5 separate regions of the Mus musculus genome follow, and all the other regions are linked to region 1. A link is a loop called in an ENCODE intact Hi-C map of the cell type or tissue named here. Cell type or tissue: left cerebral cortex. All regions are shown on one strand. Each heading gives the region's core, and the rest is flanking DNA. Links, peaks and the distances in the headings are about the cores only. Region 1 has its middle 11 kb from the start of Tamm41. Region 2 overlaps Gm17733 (predicted gene, 17733). Region 3 overlaps Syn2 (synapsin II). Region 4 holds the start of Syn2 (synapsin II). Region 5 overlaps Syn2 (synapsin II).

Evidence for each region. Hi-C counts contacts between places; a loop is a spot of excess contacts. Peaks named below come from ENCODE experiments on the same cell type or tissue, not always from the same donor. Only the 100,000 strongest peaks of a DNase experiment are listed, where the experiment ranks them.
Region 2: it touches region 1 in a loop (2.7-fold over the local background); 3 of 42 quality-filtered maps call a loop at or near these places.
Region 3: it touches region 1 in a loop (2.6-fold over the local background); 4 of 42 quality-filtered maps call a loop at or near these places.
Region 4: it touches region 1 in a loop (4-fold over the local background); 3 of 42 quality-filtered maps call a loop at or near these places.
Region 5: a loop joins it to region 1, with 4 times the contacts of the local background. A loop is called at or near these places in 4 of 42 quality-filtered maps.

The regions. Positions count from the first base shown.
Region 1 is chr6:115,046,269-115,052,340 of GRCm38, forward strand. No RefSeq gene overlaps it. Among named protein-coding and RNA genes, the nearest start is that of Tamm41, 11 kb to the left of the region's middle. In left cerebral cortex, for the core only: CTCF peaks have their summits at 2,950 and 3,801; DNase peaks (open chromatin) are centred at 1,737 and 2,951.
Region 2 is chr6:115,122,071-115,128,142 of GRCm38, forward strand. It overlaps Gm17733 (predicted gene, 17733), which reads right to left. Exons shown (of 2, transcript NR_132436.1): 2 at 5,530-6,072. Among named protein-coding and RNA genes, the nearest start is that of Gm17733, 9.7 kb to the right of the region's middle. In left cerebral cortex, for the core only: no CTCF peak of the experiment used is centred there; DNase peaks (open chromatin) are centred at 1,400, 2,833, 3,101, 4,517 and 2 more places; H3K4me3 peaks cover 372 bases; H3K27ac peaks cover 4,000 bases.
Region 3 is chr6:115,235,843-115,241,914 of GRCm38, forward strand. It overlaps Syn2 (synapsin II), which reads left to right. Exons shown (of 13, transcript NM_001111015.1): 2 at 172-229; 3 at 1,413-1,504; 4 at 3,517-3,673. Among named protein-coding and RNA genes, the nearest start is that of Timp4, 13 kb to the right of the region's middle. In left cerebral cortex, for the core only: no CTCF peak of the experiment used is centred there; DNase peaks (open chromatin) are centred at 3,648, 4,354 and 4,643; H3K27ac peaks cover 275 bases.
Region 4 is chr6:115,132,207-115,138,278 of GRCm38, forward strand. It overlaps Syn2 (synapsin II), which reads left to right and starts at 2,696. Exons shown (of 13, transcript NM_001111015.1): 1 at 2,696-3,254. The coding sequence starts at 2,875. It overlaps Gm17733 (predicted gene, 17733), which reads right to left and starts at 2,629. Exons shown (of 2, transcript NR_132436.1): 1 at 2,409-2,629. In left cerebral cortex, for the core only: no CTCF peak of the experiment used is centred there; DNase peaks (open chromatin) are centred at 2,671, 3,079 and 3,361; H3K4me3 peaks cover 2,860 bases; H3K27ac peaks cover 1,990 bases.
Region 5 is chr6:115,224,293-115,230,364 of GRCm38, forward strand. All of the region lies in intron 1 of Syn2 (synapsin II), which reads left to right. Among named protein-coding and RNA genes, the nearest start is that of Timp4, 25 kb to the right of the region's middle. In left cerebral cortex, for the core only: a CTCF peak has its summit at 3,410 (motif pointing right); DNase peaks (open chromatin) are centred at 1,429 and 3,427; H3K27ac peaks cover 323 bases.

The DNA.
Region 1 (6,072 bases), core at 1,038-5,037:
ATAACACAGGGTCACTGTGTCCCTGAACCAATTGGGGTAAACTTTACAGACAGAGAAGGACGTGAACAAAGCAGACATAAGAACTAACTAATGTACACTGGTCATTTCAAAACCAGTTCTGGGTCTGGCAGGGACAGGGAGAGAGAACAATAGGCAGGTAATTGATGGGGTAACACTAGGTAACTTCAGGTCCCATTTCTGTGTGGCAGGTAAGGCAGAGGGGATTTTGTTACGGCAGTTGGAGCTGCCATGTTTGGGGAGTTGGTTGTTATCTTTCTTTTCTGTCTTCTTAGGTCAGTAAACAATTGGTGATGGGTGTCTTTAGCACAAGTAACTTCATTTTTAGCTTTGGCCTATTTGGGAGCCCCATCCAAAACAATGCCTCTTGTCCTTTTTCATCAATACTCATATGTAAAATCCCACTAATTTTGTAGACTGTGTTTGTGAGTCTTTCAATTGGCATCTTACTGCTTTGGACATCACTAGGGCCTCTTCATGGTCAGAGGAATAGAGAAGATATCCTACAACCAATGCACCCTGTAGGGTAAGTCAATTTACCCTTTATCTTTGATTTCTAGCACAGCATTCCTAAAATCTTTGGAATTTTCTGAGAGAGTTAAGCATCTTTCACTATTTTTGGAATTTTCTGAGAGATTTAAGCATCTTTCAGAAAGAGCCCTTTATGATCACTAGCTAAACTATCCAGAATCAGGGAGCTCTGGCTTCGGTGAGAGACTCTGCTTCCATAAAAAACAAAGAGTGATCCAAGGTAGACACCTGATGTCAACTTCAGGCTTCCATATATATGTACATATATGTATATCTACACATACACATATGCACTGCACACTGAAACCAGGCATACATAACACACACACACAGACACACAGACACACACACACACACACACACACCAAAATAAAACAGAAGAGCCTCTTGTTCACCACAGCTGAGGAGACTCATTGGATAGACTCTGAATTGGGCTGGTCACAGGAAAGACCAGATGATTGAGGGTTGGAACTCTCAGCCCCATCATCTGGGCTAGATCTACAAAGGCGACATAGAGGCTGGAGAGCAAGTACTATTAAAACTCTCACAGAGGAGGCAGGAGAGATGAGTCAGTGGTTAAGAGCACTGCCTGTTCCTGACCTGTGTTCAATTCCCGGTACCCATACGGCAACTCACAACTGTAACTCCAGCTCCAGGGGATCAAATACCCTCACACGGATATACATTTATGCAGACAAAACACCAATGCACATAAAATTAAAAATAAATACATTTTTTAAAAAAGCCTCTGATAGAGTGTATCTGATGAGTGTCTGGGTCAATGAACACATCAAGATGGAGGAGGACATGCTTGTGAGTGCACGGATGCTCCAGGTCCTCCCCAGTGAGTACACAGATCTTCCAGGTCCTCCCCTTGTGCTCTGTCTCTTTTCCTCCCCACCCCCACCCCCATTCTATTCCCTCCACTTCCATTTCCTCCTTGCACTTTAGTCTTGGGTATTTCTATTGACTTGTGTTCAGGCTGGAGACTTTTCTTAGTCACATCCACAATGCCCCATCAGAAGCATCTCCTTTTTTCCTTTGTTTGCTTGCTGCATTAAATATTTTTCTCAGACTATCTTTTGATTCTCAGAATTTCTACCACTGCACTTATATGATCCACTTCCTGCATGAAGCTGCTAAATCCCTTGGCACATGAATGATAAGCAGTTTAAGTTTCTTATGTGGCAATTCCACCATCTGTGCCACATCTGAGATATCTCGGAGTCTGTATCCTCTCTCTCTCTCCCCCTCCCTCCCTCCCTTCTTTCTATCCCACCCCCCTTTTGCTCACTCACTCGTGTGTGTGTGTGTGTGTGTGTCAGAGAGAGAGAGAGAGAGAGAGAGAGAGAGAGAGAGAGAGAGAGAGAGAGAGAGAGAGAGAGAGAGTGAATATGCCACGGCATAGGAATACAGCTCAGGTATCTATGTGTGTGCCTTTGACTTTGTTTAAGCCAGGCTCTCTTCTTGGTCACTGCATACACCAAATAGCTGGCAAAACTTCCAGGGATTCCCCTCTCTCTACGCCCCATCTCACCACAGGAGCCCTGGGAATATGGGCACACCACCAGACCTTAGCTTCTCCTGGGTTTGGGGGATTTAAATTGAGGTCTTTGCTCAGGCAGTGATGCTTCACTCACAGAGCCATGCCTGCCCCCAGCCCATAGACTGATACTTCCTCTTGCTTTTTAGCAAACCTTGTAATATTTTGCTGAAAGTGGCACAAGAGTATCAGAAAATGGAAGCTGAAGTATGTCTTTTCCTTCCTTCCTTCCTTCCTTCCTTCCTTCCTTCCTTCCTTCCTTCCTTCCTTCCTTTCCTTCCTTCCTTCCTTTCCCTTTCCCTCTTTTCCTCTTTCTTTCTTTCTTTCTTTCTTTCTTTCTTTCTTTCTTTCTTTCCTTTCTTTCTTTCTTTCTTTCTTTCTTTCTTTCTTTCTTTCTTTCTTTCTTTCTTTCCTTTCTTTCTTTCTTTCTTTCATAAGGTGGAGTATCACCACATAGCCTTAGCTGCTTGAACTCACTGTGTAGACCAGACTGGCCTTGAACTCACAGAGATCCACCTGCGTATGTCTTCCATGTGCCAAGTATGTCTTCCATGTGCTAAGTATGTCTTCCATGTGCTAAGTATGTAGTTCTTTAGCGTGTGGTTTCCATGCTGACCTGGACGGGTAGGCTTTTAAATGTTTGCTAAGGTGGCTTGTACTGCAGCTTCTCATGCCTCTAAAGTCCTTTCTCTGTCTTTGGTCATTCCCAGCTATTCCCTGTCAGACTGAGTCTGTCTTTCCGGCCTTTGTGACTATCATCTGTTTACTGCCCTTGGGCACTGCTGGCAAGCCAGGAAATACAGGGAGGGGATTAAATGGTCAAATCCCAGCCTCTTAGACCCTAGGACAAGGCTTGATGCAGGAAAGCTAGGGGGCGCCAGAGTCAGGGAAATGCCCTTTTTGCAGGTGGACCTGGACTCTGAAAGACCCTGGGGTGTGGTACTTCAAAGCAGAAGATGTTCTGATCTCTTCCACGGTGGTTGATTCCCTTTTCCTCTTCTCAAACCAGGACAAGAATGTTTTAGGCTCACAACTATGTCTGGTGAGTTTCACGGAACTAACCGACTCTGAGACTGTGTCCCCCGGGGTCCCTCACTCACGTGTGAGTCCAAGCTCTTCAGCAGTTTATCAAAGTTACTGTTTAGCATGATGGTAACAGTCCCCCGATTCCAGAATCTTCTATTTCAGGGAAGTAGCTCTTGTGTGCGCGTCTCTGGATTTGTTTGTGTGTCCTGATCTCAGGGAGCAGGAGCTCTTTGCCTCAGTTCAGGGAAAGCAGTGTTTTTCAAGCTGCCTAACCTTTTCTTGTACGAATGGAAGCTGTGGCACCCCAGCTTTCTACCTGCTGGAGATGACGCAGGACTTCTCATTTGTATTCGTCAGCTAATAGATTCTACACGTGGTATGTTCAATTAATACCCGAGAGATTTTTGAGCTCTAGTAAGTAGCACACATTTTTGACTTTTTACTCCAATTTAATTTTTTTTTATTTTTGTATACTTGTCTTAGAACCTATAACCCTGTTGAACTTATTTATTACTTCCATAAGTTCTTGGAGATTCCTTTCAGTTTCTTCATAGAAACCCATGTTGTCTGCACCTATGAGCAATATAATTTCTTTCATTCAACATCTTTATTTATTTTCTTTTTTAAGATTTATTTATTTTATGTATATGAATAAACTGTTGCTGTCTTCGGACACATCAGATGAGGGCGCCGGATCCCATTACAGATGGTTCTGAGCCACCATGTGGTTGTTGGGAATTGAACTCAATACCTCAGGAAGAACAAACAGGCAGTGCTCTTAACTGCTGAACCATCTCTAGCCCTTTATTTTCTTGTTTCAATGTGTCCACTGACCTCCGCATCAGTGGGAATGGGGAAAGTGGACATCCCTTTTTTTTGTTCTGCTGTCCCTCATCATTTGAGTGATTTCAAGGACAGGCTACAGGCTACCTCCGTTTATTATTATTATTATTATTATTATTATTATTGTTATTATTATTATTTTGTTATTAAGTTGAGATACTGAAAATTCTTGTTATGAATAAATATTGTTATTCTGTTACATTTTTCCCTCTCCCACATATGTTTATTGTGGTTTCTCTTCTATTTAAATCCTAAATTCCTTTCCGTCGTTGTCTTCTTTTACTATTGGAAGAAGATGCTCAAAGAACTTCCTTTAGACCAGACCTGCTGGCCATGAGTTCTGTTCTGAGACTGTCTCAACGCCTTCATTTCTGGGGATTTAAAATTTTTGTTTTGTTTTGCTGCATATAGAATTCTGCATTGACAGTTCTCATAAGTGTTGTAGGTAGTACAAGAGCCTGGCCCCACAACAACTCTGGCCATCTTTATTGAAGGCGACATCACTTCTTCCATAGAAGACTGCAGGAAGTAAGGAAGGCATGGAGCAGGGAAACAAATGATCTCTGTTCTCTCCCTGATGCTTTGAGAAGTCACTGACATGGCCACTCAGTTCCTGATACCTATGACAGATTTGGACTCTGAAAGCTTAAAATAAATTCAGCGGTCAGCTAGACTTCAAGTAGACAGCAGGGCTTTGGTTCCATTTTTCCACTCTTCTCTAGGTCCAGCCACACTCCAAGTTGACCAGAGATGATTGCCAGTGGCAACTGAAGCAAAAGCTTCCTCATCCAAGTAACTAGGTTACTCCTTCCTGCATTATCTATGGCGGGATTCAGCCACATGACCATCCCTGGACCAATGAGAAAAGCTGAGAAGTCTAGGCACTGATTGGCTTGAACCTGGGTTCCTGGTGGCATTGATGGTAAGGTGTTCATCTTAGTCTGAGGGACCTTGGCTGGGTAGAACTGAGGCTGGGTCACCATCCCTCTCCTAGGGAAAGAAACAGGAGAAGGAGCAGGGAACAGTGGGAGTGCTGTGAGCTGATGTGGTGGGGAGAACACTGGTGGTCACGTGGCTTCCTTCTTGGGCACCCAGGGAGACTGTATCGCAGTGAGGCTGGGGTCTGACCAGTGGGAAGCAGGAGGTTCTGGAACTCTGTTATGGAATATAATGCAGCAAGGGGGTACCTGGCAGACCCATGCCTAGGCGTCCACTAAGAAATCACACCATACAACAGATCTGGCATAAGGGGGTTTATTTGGGGGGCAGGGAGGGTAGTGAGGACCTGGGAAAGGGGTTAGAGGTAGATGAGTGGACATGAAGATGGGCAGACAGGAGCAGAGCCAGACAGACCATACCCGGTCTGCACTAGTACAGGATGGCAGTATTCTCAGCATGTGGTCCTCAAGGCAGCAACACCAGAGGCCTTGCCTGGGGGGTTGTTCGATGTATGCTCTCTGGTTTCCTCCAGCCTATTAAACAGCATCTCTGGTGGCCCAGCTCTCTGTGCGTTAACAAGCCTACTGAGAGCCGATGACTTAGGAAATCAGCAGTCCTGGGAACAGCTCTGTGTGGGAGGAGCTGTTTCCCCATCTCTCCTGGTTGTGATAGAACCCCTGATGCCGCCATCAGAATGCCGCTGTGATGACATTTTTGGGATTCAGGTACTCTGTCTGTTCAGGTGTGATGCCCTTCCCTCCTTCTCAAGCAGTGGCTGCAGTGGCCCCAGCTCCAACTGCTGCACTGTGACTGGCTCTTAACCACCTCCTCACTGTTCCCACAGGCTCACAGTCTGCCTGTCTCTTACAGCAGCTTATGTAAGCACCACAAATTTCATCCCCTCCTTCTCCAAAAATATTGTAACTAATAACTTGTGAGTCCACCCTGAAGTCATATAATCCCAGTCCACAGGGAAGAAACCAATGTTCTTTATTGTTCTGGGAAGCCTTTTGAAAGGCAAGAGAATGTTTTATTAGGGCTGTATTTGTAACTAAAGTGATTAGGGGACATTTCCTGAGACTCTAAGCTGGGGGAGCAGGACTCATTCTGTGATTCTTCCCATGATTTTTACATGTTTTGATCTTTAATCATACATGGATGGACATGTTATG
Region 2 (6,072 bases), core at 1,293-5,292, 76 kb after region 1:
TCTCCTCAAAGGCACTGAGCACACTCAGAATCTTTCTCTACAGGCCCCTATTTCATAATGGGTAACGTGACTTCATATGCCTCTGAATCCCAGTGCCAGCAGCACTGCTACTTATTGAGCACATACTTGCTCAGTGCTGGCATGTAAAACACAGAAATGAAATGAATGAAGTCATACTTCCTCCTTTAGAGGAGCCCATGGTCCAGAGAAAAGATATGCAGAACCTCACGCCAACACCCAACACCCAATAGGAATGTGTTTGCCTTGCTCTGGCAATGCAGAGAAGGGAGCTGTGAGATTTAAGATTGAGCTGGGCTGCGAAGGATGTGGGGCTGTTAGCTACATTGGCAAGGACAGCAGATGGTACCAGTACGCTGTAATTGCCTAGTTCAGTTCTTGCTCTAGTGCAGAGCTGTGTCTGGGTATTGTTCAGAACGGAGTTAGTGCTGCCAGGAGCAGCACTTAACCATCTTGAATGGAGTTTGGTGAATATATGCCTGAAAATTTAAATCTCTTTAGTGGCCTATCCCCCAAATACGTCCTCCTGTATCTACGAGGCTCCTTGAGGGGAACTGGCTGCCATTTGCCCAAAGGTGCTCATGCTCACACCTTCTCAGACCTCAACTGGGGCCTCTTTGGATGGCACATTTAATAGATTACCTGCACTCAAATCCCAGTCTTGTGATCTGCTTTAGGGAAACTGGCCCAGTCACAATGCCTAGGGGGCATCTTAAGTGGCAGGGAAACAGTATCCACAAAGGGTGTGTGTGTGACAGACAGGGAGCTGGAGGGTGAGCTAGGAAGGCCGAAAGGAAAATCATGAATGCATTGCTAGCAAGTGGCTTTAGCCTCTGTGGAGGATGCGATTAAAATGGACAAAAAACAAACAAACAAACAAACAACCCTTAAGTGGGAGGACGTGTAAGCCCAGCACTAGGGAGGCAGAAACAGGTAAATCTTGGCGTTCAAGATCCGCATAGTCTACAGAGTGGGTTCCAGGACATCTAGGACCACACAGAGAAACCATGTCATAAAAAAAACCAAGCCAAGCCAAACCAACCAACTAACCAACCAACCAACCAAACAAACAAATAAACAAACAAAAAGAGGCTTTAAATGTATCGTGGTGGGCAGTCACTGTCTGGGGAGCCAGGGGAAAGATCTTCCCCTCCTCATGCCTGGCACTTCTGTCTAACTCTCAGGTCTCCAAGCTGCAGCTCCGTACTGCCTCAGCCAACCACCTGCTTTCCTTCTGAGTCTGTAGCCGCCTTCATCACCTGCCAGGCTGAGCTGTTGCTGGGGCTGCAGCTACACTTGCTGGAGGTGGGAGGAGCTCAGGCACAGTCACACCACACGTACCGTTACCAGGCCTGGGGCTGCGGTCTGTCCCCATTGGCTAGCAGACGGAATTTTCCTTTCTGCAGCTGTGCCTTGCCACTCATCACTTGTCTGTCTGCTCCCTGGGTGCGGGGCTCTTCTGAGACTTCCTATTCAGGCAGTCATTGATATTCCAGTCTTGTGGGCTCTTGTCAATGGGGGAATTGGGAAGCATTTGCAAAGGAGGCTGGGAGAAGACCAAGTGCTTCTCCTGCTTGCCTGGATACAGAGCTAGGGTGTGTTTTTGCTGCAGTGTTTCATAAACAGTTTTGAGTCTTGGTTTCATTTTCTTTCTCTTCCCTTCTTTTCCTCCGTTCCTTCCTCCCACATGGCTAAGGGCTAGGCATTCAAGACTTAGAGATGAAAAGAATCTTTGTCCTTGGAAAAAAATTCTAGACTAAGGAAGGTGGGAGAGTGGAGAAAACATGACCCACTTGGAACAATGCTGTATGATGAGTTCAACTAAAGATATTAAAAAAATGTCAGGGCATAGGGGAGGGAAGCATAGTCAGAGAGCTTCCCAGCAGTTGATGGTGGGTGGACAGCAGTTGTTAGGGCTGGACATACTAGTGAGTGCCTACTAACCACCAGGGAACCACAAAAGGACTTTGAGCTTGAATCCTCAGGACTACACTGTGAGGTAGGTAGCCCTATTATACGGAGAGAAGTTCAGAGGGGTTGAATAAATTATCTGAGATCAGAAGCATGAAAACGACACACCAAGATTCCAAAACACCTGTATTTACCACAAAACCTGTGGCTGTCCAACTGCACCATGCTTCAAGGCACGAAGAAGTATGTTCCAAGCCAAGATGAAGGCTTAGAGACACACTACAGATTACACAGGGGTAGCTGCTCTGGACAGCCATATTCTGTAATCCACAGGACTTTCTAACCATTCACTATAGCCTAGAGGAAAAGCAAGGGTTCAGTGAATGTTCAGTTCTTCCTTGTGAAGTTGGGAATTTAGGGCCAGTGAGATGGTTTAGAGGGTAAAGTGCGTGCCCATGAAAGTTTGATGACCTGAATTTGATTCCTAGAACAAAATGTAAAGGTGGAAGGAGAAAACTGACTCATGCTACCCCCTACATCATAGACACAGGATAATAAATGATTTTTTTAAAAAAGTTTGTCAATTTGAAATTTAAGTTTAAATCTCATCTTCTTTGTGACAGGCAGTGTGACCTTGGGGAAAATCTCTTGTGAGCCTCCATTTCCTCATCTGCTTAAATGAGAATGAGACTCCTACCTAGTAGAACTGAAATAAGAATTCAAGTTCATATACAAAACACTCATCACTATTGATCTGTTCAAGGTGACTTTAGGCTACCCAGGTCTGGCTCATGATGGAGAGGTTGGCTGAATCATCAGGCGAGGAGACTTTTAGATAATTGGATGGGGAATGCCTTCTCTCCGCCAAGAAATGAGGGTGCTGGCAGACAGCCTATTGCTAGCCTGCTTCAAATGGACCAGATGCTATTTTGGAGATGAGAAAAAGACATGCTTTTGACACCAGCAGTGCAGGGAGAAGAGAAAAACCAGTAAATAGGAATATGGACTTATTCCTGATCAGGAATGAGGAGCAGATAAGCTGATCAGATGTCTTGAATCCTCTGTCATGTCATGCTTGCTGGCAGATAAGGCACAGGGTAAAGAAAGAAGGAAAAGAAAGTGCAGACAGGCTTGTTGGGCAGAATCCTACTCACAAAGACAGCAGTCAAGTGTGAGAGCTTGGAATATGACTGTTGTCTCAGATCCCTGAAGCTGGATGTTTTTCAATAAAAGAATGGGGCCATCTGCTCCAAGCTGGCCTTGGTGCTAAGGAGCCTTTCTTTGAGGACAGCCATGTAGGTACTCACATAATGTGCTGCCATGGATTGACACTGGAGGGAAATTTCTTTTCATTGTACAGATACACTGTTGTTTGTTTTTATTTTGCAACGTACTAGCAGATTACTTATATACTTATACTGCTCATTTGAAAAATGATGCCTACCTTAAAACTGTTCTTGCCTGGATTAAATGACTAGCAAACACATAGCACTGTCTGTCATCTTGCTTAGCACACAGATGGTGGTTAGTGAAGGTGGCATTAGCTTGACATGTGATATAACCAAACACAGGACCTTTTTCTTTTCCTTTTAGTTCAAACCCTTAGGTTGCCATCAGAGATGTTGTAACCATGTTTTCAAATGAAAATATCTACAGAATCTCAGGTTGCTCCAATCTCTCCTTCTTCTTCTTATTTTTTTTAAACTTAAAAGAAAATACTACATAGCTATTTGTCCATCAAGTGATGATCCAAGGCTTCAAAAATCGACTGTCTCAAAGTTAGAACATATGTGTCATTAAGTTACTTCCTTTAGAATAATTTCTAAGTTTTTTTGTTTTTGAGACAGGGTCTCATGTATTCTAGGCAGTCCTTGAACTCACTGTGTCATGAAAGATGACCTTGAACTTTTGACTCTCTGGCTTTATCTTCTGAGTCCTGGGGTTATAGACATTTGCTGCCTGGTTTATACAGCAGTGGGCATTTAACCCGTGGCTTTACACCCATGAGTCATGCACTCTGCTGTGTGTGCCACACCTCTAGACTTTCTTTAAAATAATTTCTATCATGAATATGTTCCTGCCATATGCCAGACTTGATATTGGATACTATTTATGTGAAATCTCGTTTAATTAAAAAAAAAGCTTTGCAAATATTAATTAACTCTATAGATAAAGAGTTTTAATAAAGAAGTGGTATTATACTACTTGCTAATAAGTGACTGAGGCAAGTGACAAACCCACATGGGTCTGACTCGGAAGCTCTAATTAGCACATAACTGGTATTAGCCAAGAAAGCTTAGGAAACCAAGGACCTTCTGTTTACTCTGTAAACCCAACAGCTCCTTTCCCTATCACCTGGAAGGTACCTCCTCCATTAAACCGGGAACTGTCTCAGCAGTAGAGGGAGGGGGTTGCTTTAGACACAGACCCTGTGAGGAAAGCTTAGTCTTGCTTCTGGTGTGGGGTGAATTCTAAGTAGAAGGGCTGCATGTTCACTCATCCTTGAAGTAGTGTGAAGATGCTGCTGGAAGCAACTGCTGATAAATCCTCTGAATTTCCCAGGCAGAGGAAACACACTCTGTGCTGCTCATGTGTGCATGACAGAGATGCTCCTCTATCACCATGGCAACAGCCAACACACCAGCATCTTGCAAGAGGCCAGAGCTGCTCTTTGGGGAGCTGTGGTCTTCCCTCAGTGAAAATAAGAATGGGGTATGCTAGAAGGAGGAGAAGGGGGAGGGAAAGGATAGGGGAGGGGGAGGGGAGGGAGAGGAAAGGGGAGGAGTGTTTCTTTAGTTAGATTTTTTTGCTTGAATCTAGCTGGTTTCATGGAAGGGGGGTTTTCATGGGGATTCTTGCTACATGAAACCTGATATGTCTGCAAGACTCTGGGTAATAAGAGGTGTCAGAGAAGCTTACAATAAGACTCCAGGAAGGCATGTTATTTCAGCTATGGTTTCCAATAAGCTCATTCATTTGCCAAGCTGCTGATGGATGGCACCTTTCTTAGGGGCCTGTCAGTATAGCCTAATGCAGAATCTCATGGGCTTTGCAGCCAGCCAGATCTGCTTCATTTTAGTTCTAAGAGCTAACATTAGCCGGTGTGACTTCTCTGATTCTCAACTGCTTTATCGGCAAAAAAGGAAAATCTAACATTTCCCTTGTGGCGGATGAAATGAGATAGGACATGGGCAATTTCTGGCATGAAGTCAGTATCTAATTATAGTTATCATTAGGTCCCAATAAACAGAGATTTGGCAGGGGGACCATCTCTGACTCCCTTAAAGTCAGAATGAACTTGGACCCAAACCCCTTGTTGCCTGTGCTTTTTCTCTTGCTCGCCAGAACCACCTGTTCAGTGTTTGCTCTCCAGGCCCCGCCCTTGCCTGTATTTCCTTGCACAGTCTGCTGACATCAGGTTTTGTTTGCCTGTGAGACTCCACCCAGAGAATCTTACTTACATCATCAGACCTTGGGGATCACCTGGCTCAGCTCCCTCACCCATATTTTCCACACTAGAAAATGGAAGAGGGAGGGAAGGAGGGAGGGATGGAGGGAGGTGGCCTTGTTCAAGGTCACCCAGAAGGTAGAAACCATCAGTCAAAGTGGTTGCTGCATTTATTTTAGCAGGTATGACTAAACCTGAGAGTCACCGAGAGGGACGACCTTACACCCCACACACCTGCCTGAGTTCTCTCTAGTGTTTAACGCTGAGATAATTATGTGTGGGAAGATTTTTTTTCCTCCTTTTTTTGGTAATTTACTTTTGCTGGCAAGCTCTGTGATCCACTAGAGTGAGAAATATCAATAGCTAACATTTGCACAGCGCTTTACAGCTTATAAAATGCACTCACTCAATCTCAGGCTTCTCAGTAGCCTTTCAAGGAAGTTATAACAATTGTCACATTCTTTCATGGCTGAGGAAACTGAGGCTGAAGGGGATCTGGGCAAAGAGATGAGCTAACATGATTTAGGACTTGACTTAGAGTTCTGTGCTTTCTAATTGTGGCACATTGGCCCAGCTTATGTATCCACCTTGACTGGATGCTGGGGTATAGCAGTCCTGACTATTCAGAAGTAGAAAAAAAAGAAGTGCTGGGACCCAGAGCAGCAATGGCAAGAAGGCCCACCTCAGTGGACACC
Region 3 (6,072 bases), core at 1,222-5,221, 190 kb after region 1:
TGGCTTGCTTGGGGCATTATGGCAATCAGTAGCAAACCAAGAGCCTGAACCCAAGTCCCCCCACTCTCAGTCTGGGGTCCATCTGCTGTAGTCCTCTTATTGAGGAGATTGTATGTCTGAGTTCACACACTTGCACAAAACTAATTCATGTGCCCTTCTCCTTTTCTTTAGGGCCAAATGCTTTCGGGGCAAAAAAATCCTTGGAGATTATGACATCAAGGTGGAACAGGTAATCAACATGAAGCCTCACATGATCTCCACCATCCCAGAGTGAGCCATCTCTTACTGTCCAGAGTCCCCCACTGGGTTCTCAAATGTGCATCTCCTGGCATAGGGCTTTTCATTTATTTCCTTGACTTAACAGTTCAGAGGCAAACAGTGTGGTTCTCAATAGTGTCTCTTGCAGTGCAGGGTTCCAAGATGAGGAAGCTAAGGGGAGTGTCTTCCTAGCCTACTGACCTTATCCCCATGCTGTTGGTGACAGTGTGATTCTGAGTGAACACATGTTTTAGGTTCATTGTCTGCCTACTTTGACCCTAGGGGTACACTTCAGAGGGAATCCATTGTTTTTACAGGGAGCTTGAAAGGCTGTTTGTTTGTTTATTTGTTTGTTTGTTTACCTTCCTCTGCCTCTTGCTCCATGTAATAGAAAATTAGGTTCTTTGTGGGGAGGAGATGGCCTGCTTAAATAACATATTTTCTAAGTAATAACAAGTTTTTCCTTCTCTCTGTGTTAGAATTTACAGAATAATAGGATACTATTACTACTGTTATTTGTTTATTTTTGCAACATTATCTCTCTAAGTGGCCCTGGCTGTTTTGGAACTTGATTTAGACTTGCAAAGATCAGCCTACCTTCTGATTCCAGAAAGCAAGGATTAAAGGAGTACACCACCATGCCCAGACTGTATTCCATTCTTAAAACAACTTGTTAGATAGTCTGGATTGATTAAAAAAAACAACAAACAAAAACAAACAAACAAACCTACCCATATGTTGTAGACTGAAGAACCAGAAACCCAGGCAAGGCAATGCTGGGTTTGACATGCTGTCAGGAACAGGGGAGACAGAAACCCAGCAGCCTAACCCAGAACCCAGGACTTCAAGCAGAGACTAAGAAAGAAGATGCTTGTCCTGGTCACATTCTGTCTCTGCAGAGAGGTGCAGGGGATGCTGAGCTGGGAATCAGAAGACACAGTGAGAGGTTCTGTTTGTTCAGAAAAGCCATGTAACGCTGCCATTTTCTCCTTTGATAGATGGGGAGGGTTCTCTCTAGTACCTGACTCAAAGGGTTTCCTTGAGTAGTGGGTGAAATCTAATGGATATGAAAAACAGAGAAACTAAATAGATGCTTGGTCTATGGCTGCTGCTGTGTGCAGGACTGAGACTCACTGTGTACTGTCACTCTCCAGGCAGAATTCTCAGAGCTTAACCTGGTGGCCCATGCAGATGGAACCTACGCCGTGGACATGCAGGTACTTCGGAATGGCACAAAGGTTGTCCGGTAAGAGCCTTTCTGTTCTTGGGGTTGCTGTCTCCTCTGTCTTGATGTGGTGGTTTCAAGTCAACTTGAGATAGTTGCACTATATGTTACATGGAAGTGCTAGAAAAGGCAGCTTAGTCTAGCATTGTAGAGAGCAACCTTAAGTTTCACAGACTCACTTAGAGGTAACTGGATTCTTAGGGCTGTTACCTACCCTCAAGTCAGGGTTGGTTTGTGCCTTTATCTCTCCAAATGGTATCCCTGGAAAACCAGGTCCTGTTGCTTTTTAAAATATTTTAAAGCACTTGACTTTCCTATTTATGCTGATTTGCTTAGATTCTTCAGAGTTGATAGCAAAGTCCGGCACTGAAAGCTTGTTCTTTTGATGCTCATCTCTGTATCCTGTCTTTATTTCTCATTCCCAACAACTCATGTGTCTGACAGGAAAATCTACTATTGAAGTAGACATTGTAGGTGGAAGAAAATGACCAGGTCCTGAGCACCCCACACCAGGTGCTGGCATGAGCACCCTGGTCTGAGAGGTGCTTTCTGGAGGGGATGAGAATTACAGATGGGAGAAATGGTTTCCGTTTGTCCAGAAGCTTAATATCACTTTAGGTTTTCAGAAATAAGTTCCAAGTTTTAGGAGAGAATAACATTCTTACCTCACCTTAGTCACAAGACCCTGGACCCCTAGGAGTCTAGAATCCGGGTCAGTGGCAGGAAAGACCAGACTGGGTATGTCTGAGACCTAACAGTAGAAAAGTGGGCCTGCCCATTCTGGATTCTGAAGAAGAACACAGGTAAAGCAGCTGCCCATTCAGATTTGAGGTAAACTTAGGTAGATCCACAACAGAGAGACATGGGTTGAACATGTTGTGGAGATGCATACCCAGGCAGGTAATGCATCATAGAGATGCACACACAAGCAGGTGGTGACAGAAGGAACAGCAGCAGGACTCCAGGGCAGGTGCCAACAGGGAACTCGAACGATTCTCATAACTGGAATAAAGGGTTGGGATTTGCTGTCAGGGATGCAGCTGGGCTTCAGTGTTCAACAGGAAAGACCTGATTAGGGGTATTGAGGCCTCATATCAGGTCAGAATACCCTAAGCAGATGTTATACCATCTTGGTAATAAGTTTCTGAATGACTGAGGAAAGCGCTTTAACCCTCACTACTAGAGCCAATCTCTGAGTTGGGTTGGGTTGGATCTGTAGGTGGGGATTGGATGGGAGCCTGGGCAGAGGACCAGGTAGGTCATTGTACATGGTGTCAAATGCTGAGCTGCAGAGCCTTGGGGGCAGATGCTGCCTCAAACTGCCTCTCTGGGAAGGTCTCTGACACTAGGGCATGAAGACAGGCAACCTAGTCTTCTAAAGCAGCTATAGCTAGGAGCTTTGCTGGCTAGAGGTGAAACCAGGAGAGCTTTCCCATGCATGGGAACATTCCGTCCTCTCAGTGTTTCCTGCAGCCCCGTTGCTCAACCTCAGTTCTGCGAAAAATATTTGCACCCCTCCCTAGCGTCCGTTTTGGAAGAATAACATTGGGAAGTTTGGCATCTGCCCTCAGCCAGCCTAGCTCCTTGCTCTCCTGGGGCCTGATGAGGGCATTGCCTATTTTAAGGAACAGCTTTAAGAAATTGAACAGGACATTAAGGCCAGAGATCTGGTAGTAGTGTGGTCTTCCAGGACCTGATTGGAGCACAGCTCTGGAACCACAGGCACTTCAGACTTCCATGCTTACCCTATGAGGACAGAGAGAAATCCCTTTCACTTAAGGTGTGGGGACCTCCTTCACATATTTGTATGCTAGGAAAAGATAGCATTTAGTCTAAAGGAATGGGAGAGATTCAGACGCATAGTCCTCAGGTCTTTGGAAAGTGTAGTGATAGTTCTGGATGGGTACATGCAGAAAGGAATACTAATGGGTCATGGACTAGGTGGTCACTGACATCTCTTCTCTGTCTTCGGCTTTGAAAATGTGTTACTTGAGGTGCTAGTTAATGGAAACTTGACTCTGTATTCTTACCAGGTCCTTCAGACCAGACTTTGTGCTCATCCGACAGCATGCATTTGGCATGGCAGAGAATGAAGACTTCCGCCACCTGGTCATTGGCATGCAGTACGCAGGCCTCCCCAGCATCAACTCTCTGGAGTCTATTTACAACTTCTGTGACAAGCCGTGGGTGGTAAGCATGTCCCCAGAGTACCTCCAGCACTCCAATAGTAGCACGGACTGAGAAGATCCGAGAGGCTTGTCAGCTGGGAGTCTGGATGGGGCAGGCCATCACAGTAGCGTATTACCAGATGTCATGGACTGTGTGATTTTGCTGCAGAGCAGACCTTTGACTTTTCTACCATGCTGTGCAGAAATCCTGTGATGAAAACCCTTTATGTATATAGGTCTTTCCTTGATCAGGAGCTACAGTTGTAACACTGCCTGCCTCTTAAAATGGGTAAACTATTGGAAAGGCCTAACACCAGTAGAGAAATTCAACTCATGTTAGAGATAGTTCTACCTATGTTTTAACAACCTACTTGCATGAATCAGACAGTAAATGTGAGCTGGAAGTTTCCTTTGAGGTAGTCAAGTCCTAACCCACCATGGGAGAGAAAAAGAAAGCGAGGAGCATAAAACCTCTTTCTGTATGGTGCCACCTTCTGAAGATATTCTACGTAATTTCATTTAATCTTCATGATAAGCTTACCAGGGAGGTATTATTATTTTCACTTTGTACAGAGAAATAAGACCCAGGAAGGATCAAGTCACTTGCCAAACTTACAGAGCCAAGATTTCTGTAAGTTGCACTGCCTGTCACACAACGTGAAGAAGAGCTGGCTTGATTCCCTCCTCCACAGTCAGTCTAGAAACCTTGGAGGGCTGTGGAAATGATTAGGCTGAGAAAGTATTGACAGAATGAGGCATGAGGGACCGGGATGCCTGGGTACTCCCTCGCTAGCTCTGCTGCCCCAGGCTGGCCTCACGGAAGGAAATGCTCGCCTCTAATCGTATCCTCTTCATCTTCTTGTTTTTCAAAAATCAAATTTCACACACACTAGATTGCCAATGTTCACCAGGCTTATTGTGACGTTTCAGAGCCTTACACCTCTTCACTCTGGGAGCTGGAGGGGTGTTCTATAATCACTCAGGCCCACTGATTCTGTTCTTGACGTTGCTGTCTTTTTACACTCAAATGGGCAGCTTTCCTGTTCTCTGGCTGCCAGAGAGACCTTCCAGTGTAGGAGGAAGAGGTGTGGACAAGGTCTGAGAGCTTCCAGTGTAGGAGGAAGAGGTGTGGACAAGGTCTGAGAGCTTCCAGTGTAGGAGGAAGAGGTGTGGACAAGGTCTGAGAGCTTCCAGTGTAGGAGGAAGAGGTGTGGACAAGGTCTGAGAGCTTCCTGAGCTCACTTGCAGCTTTTGCCTGTGTGTGGCCTGTGACATCTGGAATCCTACTGTTCTGCAAAGACGGGCTAAAAGAGTGGTGTGACTTGAGTGCTGCCTATCTCAGAAAACACAATGAGGTATCTATCAAATATTTTTCTGGGATCTGCCCATTTCTCCTCAGTTACGTGACCTTCCTCCTGAAATATGCTCTAACCCACCCCATCCCCACTTCCTGTCATAATTTGGTTCTCTCATAGCTACACAGGGTGATGCTGCTGGAATCAGCTTTAACTGAGTGATTTAATGATGTAACCCTGTGACAAACCATCTCATTTGTCTACACAATGTAATTAATCCTATATATGCCATTACTTTGCCAATATGATTATTATAGTTCCCTGATATTGAGACCTCCCAAACAAAATGATCCAGTGCTTCTTTTCCTAAACTGTGGCAGAGGCTAGAGAAGGGAGGAACAAAGATATCCCTCCCTCATGAGACCTGGGATCTGGTGAGGGGTCACATTCTCACCCATTCACAGTCCCAGCACATTGCCTTTGGCCTTGCATGGGAACAACAGGGCTTGTTGGCCACATACCAAGTTCTTCCTGTAGTCTCACTAAGCAGCTGCCACACAAATGACATTTTACATGTTGTTCTCAGCTTGTCAGTGGACGTGGACACATTTAATGACAGTGAGTGGAATGCCCCTCTGATATAACACTGGCTCACATTTCCTAAACTTCTTAGTGTCGGTGCTCTTGATGTGAGGCGGGCTAGAGAGAGCTGTGCTCTGCACTGGAATGACTCTGAGTAATGACTCTGCTGTACCCCAGACTGTCCAGGCCAGCCATGGCTTTTCAGAAGAAATAGTTCTGCCAGTGAAAACACCATTCAGAGAAAGCAAGAATGCCACCATCCCTGATTGCTCCAGGTGTATTCTGGGTACCTTGGAGATTGATGGACCTGGGTTAAACTAAAGCATTTAAAGTCTAAGAAAGAGAGAGAAAACATATTATTCAAATAGAGCCTGAAACCCCATTTCTTCAATGAATTCTGCCTTGAGTCATTAGATAAGTGGTTTAAAGAAGCATCCTTCTATTCACTGCCAACAACACACCAGCTCTCAGATTCTTTTTTTTTTTTTTTTTTTTGGTCGGCATAGAGGAAATAGCCCTTATCAGATATTACCTTTGTTTAATT
Region 4 (6,072 bases), core at 977-4,976, 86 kb after region 1:
TGGTGTTTCATCATAGTAATAGTAACCCTAAGACATAAAGAGCCTCTGAAATCCTGCCAATAGAGAAACATTGGAAAAGATTTCTTTGATTTTTCTTAAAAAAAAAATACTTTTAAGAATTTCAGGAAGGAAAGTGTGATAAATTATGTTTATTTGGTTATCGGTGATATAAGTTTTATTCTTCAGTAGGAAAGAACTAAATTATGTAAGGATACAGTTCAATTCTAAAACAGTTAAATCCTTACTATATGGAAGGTAATACACTGGATGTTGGGGGTCCAAAGATGACTAAGATTCAGTTCTATATTTGAAAAGCTCACATCCTAGTCACTAGAATACTTTATTATAATGTCTGCAGGAGATCTGACAAAGTCAGCACACGAAACAGCCCATTCTGGAAGAGCCATGAGTTCACAAGCATCCGTTTCTCTGCCTGAATGCTTCCTTTACTTCTCTATGGGTACATACTCAAAAAAAAAAAAAGATTTTTTTTTTCTACTTGTGTGTGTGTGTGTGGTGTAGTAGTAGTAGTAGTAGTAGTAGTAGTAGTAGTAGTAGTAGTAGTAGTTTGAATGAGAATGGCTCTCATTGGCCCATATGTTTGAAAGCTCAGGCCCCAGTTAGTGGAACTGTTTGAAAAGGACTAAAAGGCCTTGTTGGAGGAGGTGACACTGGGAGTGGACTTTGAGGTTTCAAAAGTCCATGCTAGCCCAGTCTCTGTCTCTGTCTCTCTCAGTTCCATGTCCACCTGCCTGCCACTAGCCATGATTTCAGCCATGATGATAATGGACTAATCCTCTGAAACTAAGCAAGCCCCCAATCAGACGCTTTCTTTGATAAGTTGTCTTGGTCATGGTGTCTCTTCACAGCAACAGAACAGTAACTAAGATAGTGTATCTGTGTAAGTGTTCTGACATGTGTGTGTGGGTGCCCTTGCAGGCCAGATGAGGGTGCCATATTCCCTGGAGCTGTGGTTACAGGTCATCATAGGTCACTTGACCTGGGTGTTGGGAACCAAACTTGGCTCTTCTGGAGGAGTAACAAGTGTTCCAAACTACAGAGCCTTCTCACCAGTTCTGTTAACTTTTACCACACGTCTCAAGACCCATCTTAAACATTACTTCCTCTGAGCAGCCTTTCCTGAGCCTCAGCGGTGAATGAATCCTGTGCCTTTGTTGCTCCTAAACCACCTTATCCAACTGATTTACAGAATTTCTCACATCTCATTGTGGGTAATTGTTGTCTCTAGTTATGAGTCCTTAGCTCTTAGTTGTGAGTTTACCTGAGACAAGGGTTGCTTTCTAATTTTATTGGTTATTTTCACAATTGGCTGCAGGCCTCTCTGATGCTATTGGCTTAGACCTGAGAACCAACTGGGATATACAAAACAGGAACACCCTGCTAACATTAGTGTCAAGACCCTCACTGATTCCATTCAGACTAGCTAATACTACTGAGAAATAAGAATAAGGACTTAGGCCCCACTACTGGCTTATCTACTGCGTACCAGACGCTTTACCTACATGTTCTCATTTACTCCAGCAGCTTTGAAAAGTGCTATCTGTTTTTATTAGCTGTGGAAGAAAAAGGTTCAAGGGAGTAATTTGCCCAAAGTCGTGCATCACTCCAGGTGGTCTGCCTGTCAAGTACATCTGCTACATTTTGTCCAGATACAAATGTAGGGGACTAATATACCTGAAGACAGATCAAAACAAAGGTTCAAAGAGCACACAAAATTTAGAGAGTGCACAGAGAAGTTGGTAGTCAGATAAACCTTCATGGAGATGGTCAGTTAGGGGACTAGGTCGCCCTACAACACTGGGGAACAATGTATGTCAGGGAAGCAAATTGAGGGGGTAGCCTTGGCTATCTGTCTGAGGGATCCTGAAAAGACATTTTCAGTCTTCTCGGGCTCTCTTGCGCGCGCGCGTGCTCTCTCTCTCTCTGGTCAGGGAGAGAATTGTGCACTATTAAGTGGGGCACAGAAATTGCCTCCTAATGTCCTCCAGGGCAGTGTGGAGAGGGTCTGCTTAGGTTCCTTCTTCCTCAAGGAGGGTGAGGTAGCCCTCTACTTCATTGTGGTCTGGACTCCCACCTTTTGGGTCAGGGAGAGGTTTTTCCCATTCAGCACGGGTAGGCAGCTTTTATTCATTCATTCATTCATTCATTCATTCATCCATCCATCCATCCATTCATTCATTCAGGTCTCAGCATACAAGGTGCGCATTAGCAGCAACAGATTAGTCCATTCCTTCTCATCTGAAAGTTGGGGACTTTGGCATCATTTTCCTGAGCTTCAGGAAAGGAAATGCTTCGCTTTGCTCACTGAATGGTGGTCCTGGGTGTGTGTGCGCGCGCACACACACGCCAGAGCGGGTGGAGGGGCAGGTGTAGCTCTTTTCTCTCACCTCAGGGTAGGGAAGCTGACACCTCTCTTCTAACTAGATGGTATTAGGATGGTGTCTTCGTCTGGAACTGGGACACGACTCTCCTCTTGAAACCACGAAGGTGATGATGGTGGGAGACTCTCGGCTTTCCTTCCCTCCACACTGCGAGAGCTCCTGGTTCCCACACAGTCACGCTCAGGTGGCGGGAGGGGACACTCTCCCTTCTCTTTGCGCCAGAGCCTGAAAAGGCGGGGGACGCGCGAGTAGGCGGGGGCGGAGCAGGCTCTGCGGAGAGGGGCGGAGACAGAAGTAGTCACGCCCTCGGCACCGCCCACTGCTCCCTCGCTAACAGGCTCGCTCCCCAGACCCAGAGCGCCGCGGCTGTCTGCTGGGCTCCCGGAGACGCGGACCACCTTCGGTGTCCCCGCGCCGTCCTCCCCGCGCCGCTTGGCCCGCCGCCTCGAGCGCCCTCAGCCCCTCAAGCCAGATGATGAACTTCCTGAGGCGCCGGCTGTCGGACAGCAGCTTCATCGCCAACCTGCCCAATGGCTACATGACTGACCTTCAGCGCCCGGAGCCGCAGCAGCCCCCTCCTGCCCCTGGCCCCGGTGCCGCTACGGCGTCGGCGGCCACCTCAGCTGCCTCGCCCGGTCCCGAGCGCAGGCCGCCACCCGCCCAGGCACCCGCGCCGCAGCCGGCGCCGCAGCCCGCGCCGACGCCGTCGGTGGGCAGCAGCTTCTTCAGCTCGCTGTCGCAAGCGGTGAAGCAGACGGCCGCCTCCGCCGGCCTGGTGGACGCGCCCGCACCTTCGGCCGCTTCCAGGAAGGCCAAGGTGCTGCTGGTGGTCGACGAGCCGCACACCGACTGGTAGGCCCCTGCGGGGTCCGCCGGGGGCAGGGTGTGAAGATGGACCCTCGAGGTCACCCGGGAGAGCACCGGGGACGAGCAGGTGTCTGTGTGTGGGAGGGGCGAGGGCAGGCGTTGACCTCCCAGAGACATGGGTCCTAAGGTAAAGGACTCGGTGGCCTCCAGGCCGGTGGCAGAGCAAGCTACTTCATTAAGCACCAATGGAGCTTAAAAATAGTGATAAGTCGACCACGCTCTAAAGGAAGGCCACACAGCCAAGAATATTTGGGCAGCACATATTGGCTGTGACAGTGGTGGTGGGGACACCACAAAGTTGGGAAGGAAGAGAAGGAGGGATGGATCTGGAAAGAGCTGGGGGAGGGAGGGTGAAGATGATCAAAACAGGTTGTACAACATCCTCAAAGAACTAATAAAAAACAAAAACAAAACACAAATACTTATGGTGGGGGGGGGGCAGGCTTAACAGTTTAGACGCATACAAGCTAAGGTGAAAATGGACCCAGATGGCCATCAAAATAAAGGACACCAAAAAAGATTCTAGTCTGCAAGGTTTGGAATGAGTTGGGAGTGGATATTAGTATTTAAGTTGGATAGGTGTTTTTGTTGTTGTTATTGTTTGTTTGTTTTGTTTTAAACCTGTACCTGTATTGATATCAAGGTGGGTTAGATCACAGGTGTCTCAGAGTGTGATTGACATCTGTTTAAAAATAATGAGATTATTATATATATGCAACAGGGAGGGGATATATGTTTTAAAAATTTTGTTCTCTCTCTTCCCTTCTCTCCCTCCCTCCCTCCCTCCCTCCCTCCCTCCTTCCCTCCCTCCGTGTGTGTGTGTGCGTGTGTGTGTGTGTGTGTGTGTGTGTGTGTGTGTGCGCGTGCGTGCGTGCATGCGAGCATGCGTGCTCCTGTGTTTGTGTGTAAACGATGGTGGCTTTTTCAGCTGGATGATGAAGACCTAAGTAAAAACATTACATATTGTTAAAGGGCACAAATAAAATGATTGGCCTTAATGCAGTAAAGGGGAAACTTCAAGAATGCTTTTCTTTTCTTTCTTTCTTTTCTTTTTCTTCTTTTAAAAAGAGCTATAGGGAATGGGGATGATTGGGGAAGGTGTTAGGTTTAGTTGAGAAACACATGAATGAGGTCCACTGAAGACTAATTAAGAGCTTCAGAGTGGTTCCTTTGATGCAGTAGGACGCTGACTTAAGCGATGGTGGATGGTGGGCTGACTGGTGGGTATGGAACCATGAAAAGGCCAGAGCCTTAGGTGTTTTTTCCTTTGGAATGTGAGGGAGCAATTTTTGTTTTCCTTTTCCTAAGGGGATGAGGTTGATTGGTGCCTGCACCTGAGAATTCTTCCCAAGAGGAAGACACAGGGACCCCAGAGCTGTTTATTTCTCTTGTAGCTGCTTTCCTGTTGTGCTTTCTCTGCCATTCCTTCACTGAGAGACTTGGAGGGAGGGAGGGAGGGAGGGAGAGAGAAAGAGAGAGGAGAGAGAAAGAGAGAGAGAGAGAGAGAGGGAGAGAGGGAGAGAGGGGGTGCTGGGATGAACTGGTGGAAGTGACATGTTACCTGGAGCTGTAGGGCTTCCTGCTGTTACCATGCTGGAATCATTTCCTCTGGGTGGGTTGTGTGGTTGGCCCTTATTTTTCAAGATAGTAGAGTAGAAAAGACCTTTATCAGGAACTGGGAAAGGTAATGGGGAATAACAGGAAGGTAATGTGGGAAAGTACGACAGTAGTGCCACTGGCAGTCTCCTGGAAGAATCACTGGCAGTTCAAATCAACAAGTGTTTGCTCAGGAGGAAGGGAAGGGAAGGGAGGCAAGCTCTATGCAAGCATCCATTGTATGTCAGATTCTCTGGTAAGGAGGGACTCCTAATGTGGTATTCTATTGGGTCTTCAGAAAACAGGGACTTAGAAAAGGTAAGTGGTGAGCTTACAGCCATTCAGCTAACAAATGGTCCAGTGGCATCTTAACTTTAGGTTAAACTGCTTGGTTTCATTGCTGCCATCCTTCTGTATTGTCTCACTGTTAGAATGTTACTGTGATACACAGTAATAATACACTTCCTTTTAGGGGTTAGACAATGCTGGGGGCCTTTTGGAAAACTCACACTAATTAGGGTGACACAAAGATACCTGAGACAGTTAACAAAGGAATCTAGAGTTATTAAGACTATTTCAGAAATTAGTGACATTAAGAGTTATTGGTGAATATTTTAAAAAAGAATCATAAAGAACAGCTAGGAAATAGGTACAAGACTAACATTAACATTTCATTTTTCTGGGCTAGAATCTGATTCTTGTGAGCTTTGTCCCGGTCCTCTACCCCACTGAAGCTATTTTCTTGGTTCTAATTGCTACTTAGATACCCACAGATAGGTAGATAAGTGTTCCTACAAGTATGGGGAGACTCAGAGAATTTGTTTATTTAGAAATGAGAGAGTTGAGATTTGAAATTCTCCTTGGATAGGATTATTTTCTAGGAAGAGTGCCTGGTATAAACCGGAGAATCTGCTTTGCCCTGGAGACTGGATTTCTGATGGAAGTAATAGGATTCACTTTTCTGCGGGCTGACTCTCAACTGCCTTATGGATTTCTCTGGAGTAATAACATTGATTTATTAAAACTCTTAAGCCGAGTTTGAGTCTGCAACTTGATGGTAGTTCTGTGCTTCTGTGTTTTTGTAGGTAATAGCAATTCCAAGAATTTTGTCATCTTCTAACGTGTCTAAATTTGTTTAAAACACCTCAGTTAAATATTGATGAGTGGTTTTATTGAAAGGTCTCTGAATTAAGGAGCAGGTGGCTGC
Region 5 (6,072 bases), core at 943-4,942, 180 kb after region 1:
ATGGGAGGCAAACCTGGAGTTTCTCAATGTCAGGGGCCCTGTTTATCTTACATTAAATGCATCCCTATCTTTTGAAAATTACTGGCTTAATTGTGTAAGCCAGTCATGGAAAGAGAATCTGTCCCATGACTCCAAAGCATTCTGTTCTGTGGCTCCACTATAATTACAAGCAAATGCATCCAATCTTCCCATCACGTGCTCTCCCGAGTCACAGAGAGGTTTTTCCCCTAATTTTGATAATCTTGTTATCTTGTAAGGCCGCATCATTTAACTATTCCCCAAAATAGATATCTTCAGAAAAATCTGCTCAGGAAAACTGATTTGTTCCCAACTGAAGTCACAACTGAGTGCTTACTAGGAAATTCATTATTTTCAGAGCTTTGGAGTTGATGTTTTCCTTAAGGGGTCTCATCTGCTAGCTCAGGCTTGACACCCTCCTGAAGATCACTTGAAGGAATTGAATAAACTCAGGAAAAAAGGACTAAGTGCAGATCCTCAGTTGCTTTTAAGCTCAGAGCTCTGTCAGGTTGAGCCGGGTTGCCCTCTCTGGTATTAATATCCATGTGTTTATCTGAAGCCAATTCAATAACTTTGTAAACATTTCCTGAGTGTTTGCTTTATGCCAAGCAGTAGAACAGGCAATGGATATACAAAAATGTGTAGCACACAGCCTGTCAGACAGAGATGCCCCGGCTCTAAACATGATCGTCAAAAGAGCCTTTGATTTTGTTAACTTGTGACACCCACAACTAATAATTTTAAGCAAGCCAGTTAATTCATTTCAGACTCATTTCCCCCATATAATCAGTAACATCTGGGTGGCTTTGCTGTAGGAGGCTCTAAATATCGTGGGGATGAATTTAGGTTAGGGTGGGTGACGTGTAGCCATCCAGTCTTTCTCCTCCCTCCATCCTCAGGCCTTCAGTTTGAAGAAGGATTACTACTGTAGTTTCCTAAAACCATAGCTATTGCATTGGATTCTGGTTTTCTCTTTATATCTACCTGCGTAGTGTTGATGGTATAGAATACAAGGCATAGTACACTGTATCACTAAATCCCACAGCTTGAGAAGACAGAGTGGGGCAGTGAGAAGCCTTCTGTACTGACTTCCCAATACGCTCGCTGTTGATAGCATTAGTTTTTCATTTTTCTCTCAGTCTTTTTGTTATTGCTAGGACATCTCAGAATTATCTTGAGGGAATAATTTTCTGCCATTAGGGCTACTTTACCAGGTTGTGGTTGAACAGTGGTTAATAATATTCTGAGACTCCCCCCCCCCAAATGTGTTTTCTTACACTTAGTCACATTAAAACTCCTCTGCCACTTTTCTGCCCACGTGCACATCTTCGTTCAGTTTACCCCTAATCAGCTTGGCATTTTAATCCCTGAGAACACTGAATGCCATCTGCAAACTTGGCAGTTTCCCCGTGCACTCTCTTCCAAATCATTTATATGAATGTTGACTAAGCTGTCAGTCCACTTGCTCTATCTAAACAGTGCCATCCTTGCTGTGTTTGATCCAATGACTCACAGAATGAATGATACAAAACCAACCCCCAAACATTGCATTTACTCAGGCCTATGCCAGTGTCTTCCTGTTCTTAATTTCTTATTCCTAAATCAAATGCCCACAACAGGCACTTTCCCATATACTGAAAGAAATTCATTCTATCCAAATCCAAATTTGAGTTAATAATCTCTTCACTGACATAAGGCCCAGCCTGACTATCTTATGGTTCACTTGTGGTCTCTGTTCCAGGACATTTGCAGTGGAGTTCTGTGTCCCTTTCTTTCATTAAGTCCTGGTTTTCAGTGCCAATGTCATATCTTGGCACTCAGTAGAGGCAGGAAGATCAAGAGTTCAAGGCCAGCCTGAGCTATCTCAGCCACTGTCTACCAACAAGCAATAAGCCAACAACCTTAAGCCATAGTCCCAGGAACAACTATGTGAAGGCCTGACCTGACAAAACAGTGGTGAGTTTTGAGGCTAACATTTTCTGCAGTAAGAATAAATATATATAATATAGTATAATACAATACATATAATATTTATATTTAATTGGGGGTTGGAGAAATGGCTCAGTAGTTAAGAGTACTTGTTACTCTTGCAGAGGGTGGAACTTCAGTTCCCAGCACCCACATCAGGCTGTTCACAACTGCCACATCTGCTGAGCATTCAACTTCCTTTCTGGCTTCTTTCAGTGCTGTGTATGCTGCGCTCTCTCTCTCTCTCTCTCTCTCTCTCTCTCTCTCTCTCTCTCTCTCACATACACACACATACACACACACACACACACACACACACACACACACACACACACAATCTTAGCTGGCCCTTAAGTTTCACATACTCCGCCTGATGTACGAGGGTCCATTCCTCTGCTAAGCCAAAGTGAGCTGTATTCATTCCTGCAGTATCTGGAGCCTTCCTCACGCCTTTGCCTCCACAGTTCTTCAGTCTGTGTCTTCCCGAGGTTTCCCATCCAGGCTCATCCCTACTTCTCTAATGGAGGAACCGGAACTGCTCTTTGATTTGAGTTTCCATGGTGCCTGTTTGTGCTTCTGTTGCTTATTTCCTGCACCACCATTTTGTATGGTTGTTTATGTTTCCTCATTAACCCGTGAAAGGAAACTCATTTATGTGCCTGGAAGTCTGAGAAAGCTTTCTGAGTTATATGAACCTTTTGTTTTTATGTAGTTGTTGTGATTATGTGCTTTAAATTTTAAATATTTGTAAAGAGAAGACTGAAAAGTGGAAATGTGATTGTTAGTTTTAAATCTTAAGACCTGTAAGGAACCTTAGCAGTCACCCATTGATATTGGTCTTCTGTAGATGTTTTTGTCTACCCGACAACTGCTAACACCCCACCACTCCCACCCGCACTTACCTCTGGCTACTTAGCAAGTTCTTGCTGAATTTACTGACATGCCACCACGCCCCACCCTATGACTGTTTTTGCATCTGTGTGTGTGTGTGTGTGTGTATGTGTATTGCAAAGTGTTATTTCTCTAGGGAGAGCTCTCTACAGATGTGTGTGTTTTAGAAGAAACAATTAATGTCTCGGTGGGTAAAGGTGCTTGCCATCAGACTTGATGACAAAAGTCAGATCCTCAAAATCCAAGGAGGAAGGACAGAACTGACTCACCTGGATGACAGACCGCTGACCTGCTCATGCAGGCTGTGGACATGTGACCCCCTACCCCAACCCCAGCCTTACAATAAATAAAATTAAAGAAAGAAGGAAATATTTAAAACAACAACAAAATCCTAGTGCTACTCTTTTGTTGTACTAGGGATAGAGCCCCAGGACCATGATCATGTCAGGCAAGAAGTGCACCCTCAAGCTCGCAAGGCCCACCCCACAGTCAGGAGGAATAGCGATTGTGGGAGTCACCAAGCAGTAAGCTAAAACTGCAAGGCACAACTCTCCAGTAGGTGGCAGCAGGAACTCACAAACTCAGCAGATCAGGCCCACAGACTGGATTTTACCTTTCTTTCCTCTTCTCTCTCTCTCTCTCTCTCTCTCTCTCTCTCTCTCTCTCTCTCTCTCTCTCTCTCTCTGTGTGTGTGTGTGTGTGTGTGTGTAAACAGGAATCCTGTATTTCCAGTTTTTCAAAAGAACAAGTCACTGAGAAGCAGAAACAAGCACTTGGTTGGAGATAAATGTCTAGACAAGTGCTAGGCATCTATTAAATCCTTGGCTATTTCTAAAGCTCTAGGAGATTTTCTATGAGCCTTCTGGAGCCTACCCATGCCTCATTAGCAGTTCGGTTCAGCTTGAAATTTGGTTCTTGTGCAAATGTCAGTCATTTGGGGAGGATTTAGATTAGGCTACTTTTTGGCCCCTATAGATAGAGTTTGAAAGCATGTTTTCCTGTGTGCAAGGGTATGGGCAAAAGAACCTGATAGTCTGGCACTGGCACATGAGGAGAGACATGTAGGCCTTCAGAGACAGACTGGGTCCTTTTTGTTGTGACAATGGCTTCTGGTTTTCTATGTTAGCTGTCCACAAACCAGAACTCCTACCATCTTCAGTGACCAAGCAGTTCCTGATTGTGAGCCCTCTAACTGAGAGATGGATGAAGAATTTGGACATTTAAGACATAGTGATTATAATTGTACAGTCCTAAGTTCAGAACATGCAGTCACACAACAGAACGGAGTAAATATTTTAAATCTGAAAGATTCTGGAAAATCCAGGATTTATACAAGGGATGGTCTGAAGTGATAGTGTATCCGTGGGGCAGGCATCCAACTATTAGACAACTGCCTTTGAAAGGTGGTATTAGATGATCCTGCATTGAGCCAAGTGTCATGAGCAGACAACGCATATGGTAATAGTCCAGAAGATGAGGAAATCACATTGGTTACATTAATATAAACAATATCTGCTGTTGTCTAACTGTAATTCACATTTCCATAGAGTTTCAGAGCTCCCAAAACACTTCCATCAGATTCCATTTCTTTTTTTTTTTTCCATTTTTTATTAGGTATTTAGCTCATTTACATTTCCAATGCTATACCAAAAGTCCCCCATACCCACCCACCCCCACTCCCCTACCCACCCACTCCCCCTTTTTGGCCCTGGCGTTCCCCTGTACTGGGGCATATAACGTTTGTGTGTCCAATGGGCCTCTCTTTCCAGTGATGGCCGACTAGGCCATCTTTTGATACATATGCAGCTAGAGTCAAGAGCTCCGGGGTACTGGTTAGTTCATAATGTTGTTCCACCTATAGGGTTGCAGATCCCTTTAGCTCCTTGGGTACTTTCTCTAGCTCCTCCATTGGGAGCCCTGTGATCCATCCATTAGCTGACTGTGAGCATCCACTTCTGTGTTTGCTAGGCCCCGGCATAGTCTCACAAGAGACAGCTACATCTGGGTCCTTTCGATAAAATCTTGCTAGTGTATGCAATGGTGTCAGCGTTTGGATGCTGATTATGGGGTGGATCCCTGGATATGGCAGTCTCTACATGGTCCATCCTTTCATCTCAGCTCAAAACTTTGTCTCTGTAACTCCTTCCATGGGTGTTTTGTTCCTAATTCTAAGGAGGGGCATAGTGTCCACACTTCAGTCTTCATTCTTCTTGAGTTTCATGTGTTTAGCAAATTGTATCTTATATCTTAGGAATCCTAGGTTTGGGGCTAATATCCACTTATCAGTGAGTACATATTGTGTGAGTTCCTTTGTGAATGTGTTACCTCACTCAGGATGATGCCCTCCAGGTCCATCCATTTGCCTAGGAATTTCATAAATTCATTCTTTTTAATAGCTGAGTAGTACTCCATTGTGTAGATGTACCACATTTTCTATATCCATTCCTCTGTTGAGGGGCATCTGGGTTCTTTCCAGCTTCTGGCTATTATAAATAAGGCTGCTATGAAGATAGTGGAGCATGTGTCCTTCTTACCAGTTGGGGCATCTTCTGGATATGTGCCCAGGAGAGGTATTGCTGGATCCTCCGGCAGTACTATGTCCAATTTTCTGAGGAACCGCCAGACTGATTTCCAGAGTGGTTGTACAAGCCTGCAATCCCATCAACAATGGAGGAGTGGGCACAGGGGGAAAATTCCTGAATAGAACAGCAATGGCTTGTGCTGTAAGATCGAGAATCGACAAATGGGACCTCATAAAATTGCAAAGCTTCTGTAAGGCAAAAGACACTGTCAATAAGACAAAAAGTCCACCAACAGATTGGGAAAGGATCTTTACCTATCCTAAATCAGATAGAGGACTAATATCCAATATATATAAAGAACTCAAGAAGGTGAACTCCAGAAAATCAAATAACCCCATTAAAAAATGGGGCTCAGAGCTAAACAAAGAATTCTCAGCTGAGGAATACCGAATGGCTGCGAAGCACCTGAAAAAATGTTCAGCATCCTTAATCATCAGGGAAATGCAAATCAAAACAACCCTGAGATTCCACCTCACACCAGTCAGAATGGCTAAGATCAAAAATTCAGGTGACAGCAGATGCTGGCGTGGATGTGGAGAAAGAGGAACACTCCTCCATTGTTGGTGGGATTGCAGGCTTGTACAACCATTTCTTTTTTTAAACTTATTTTTAT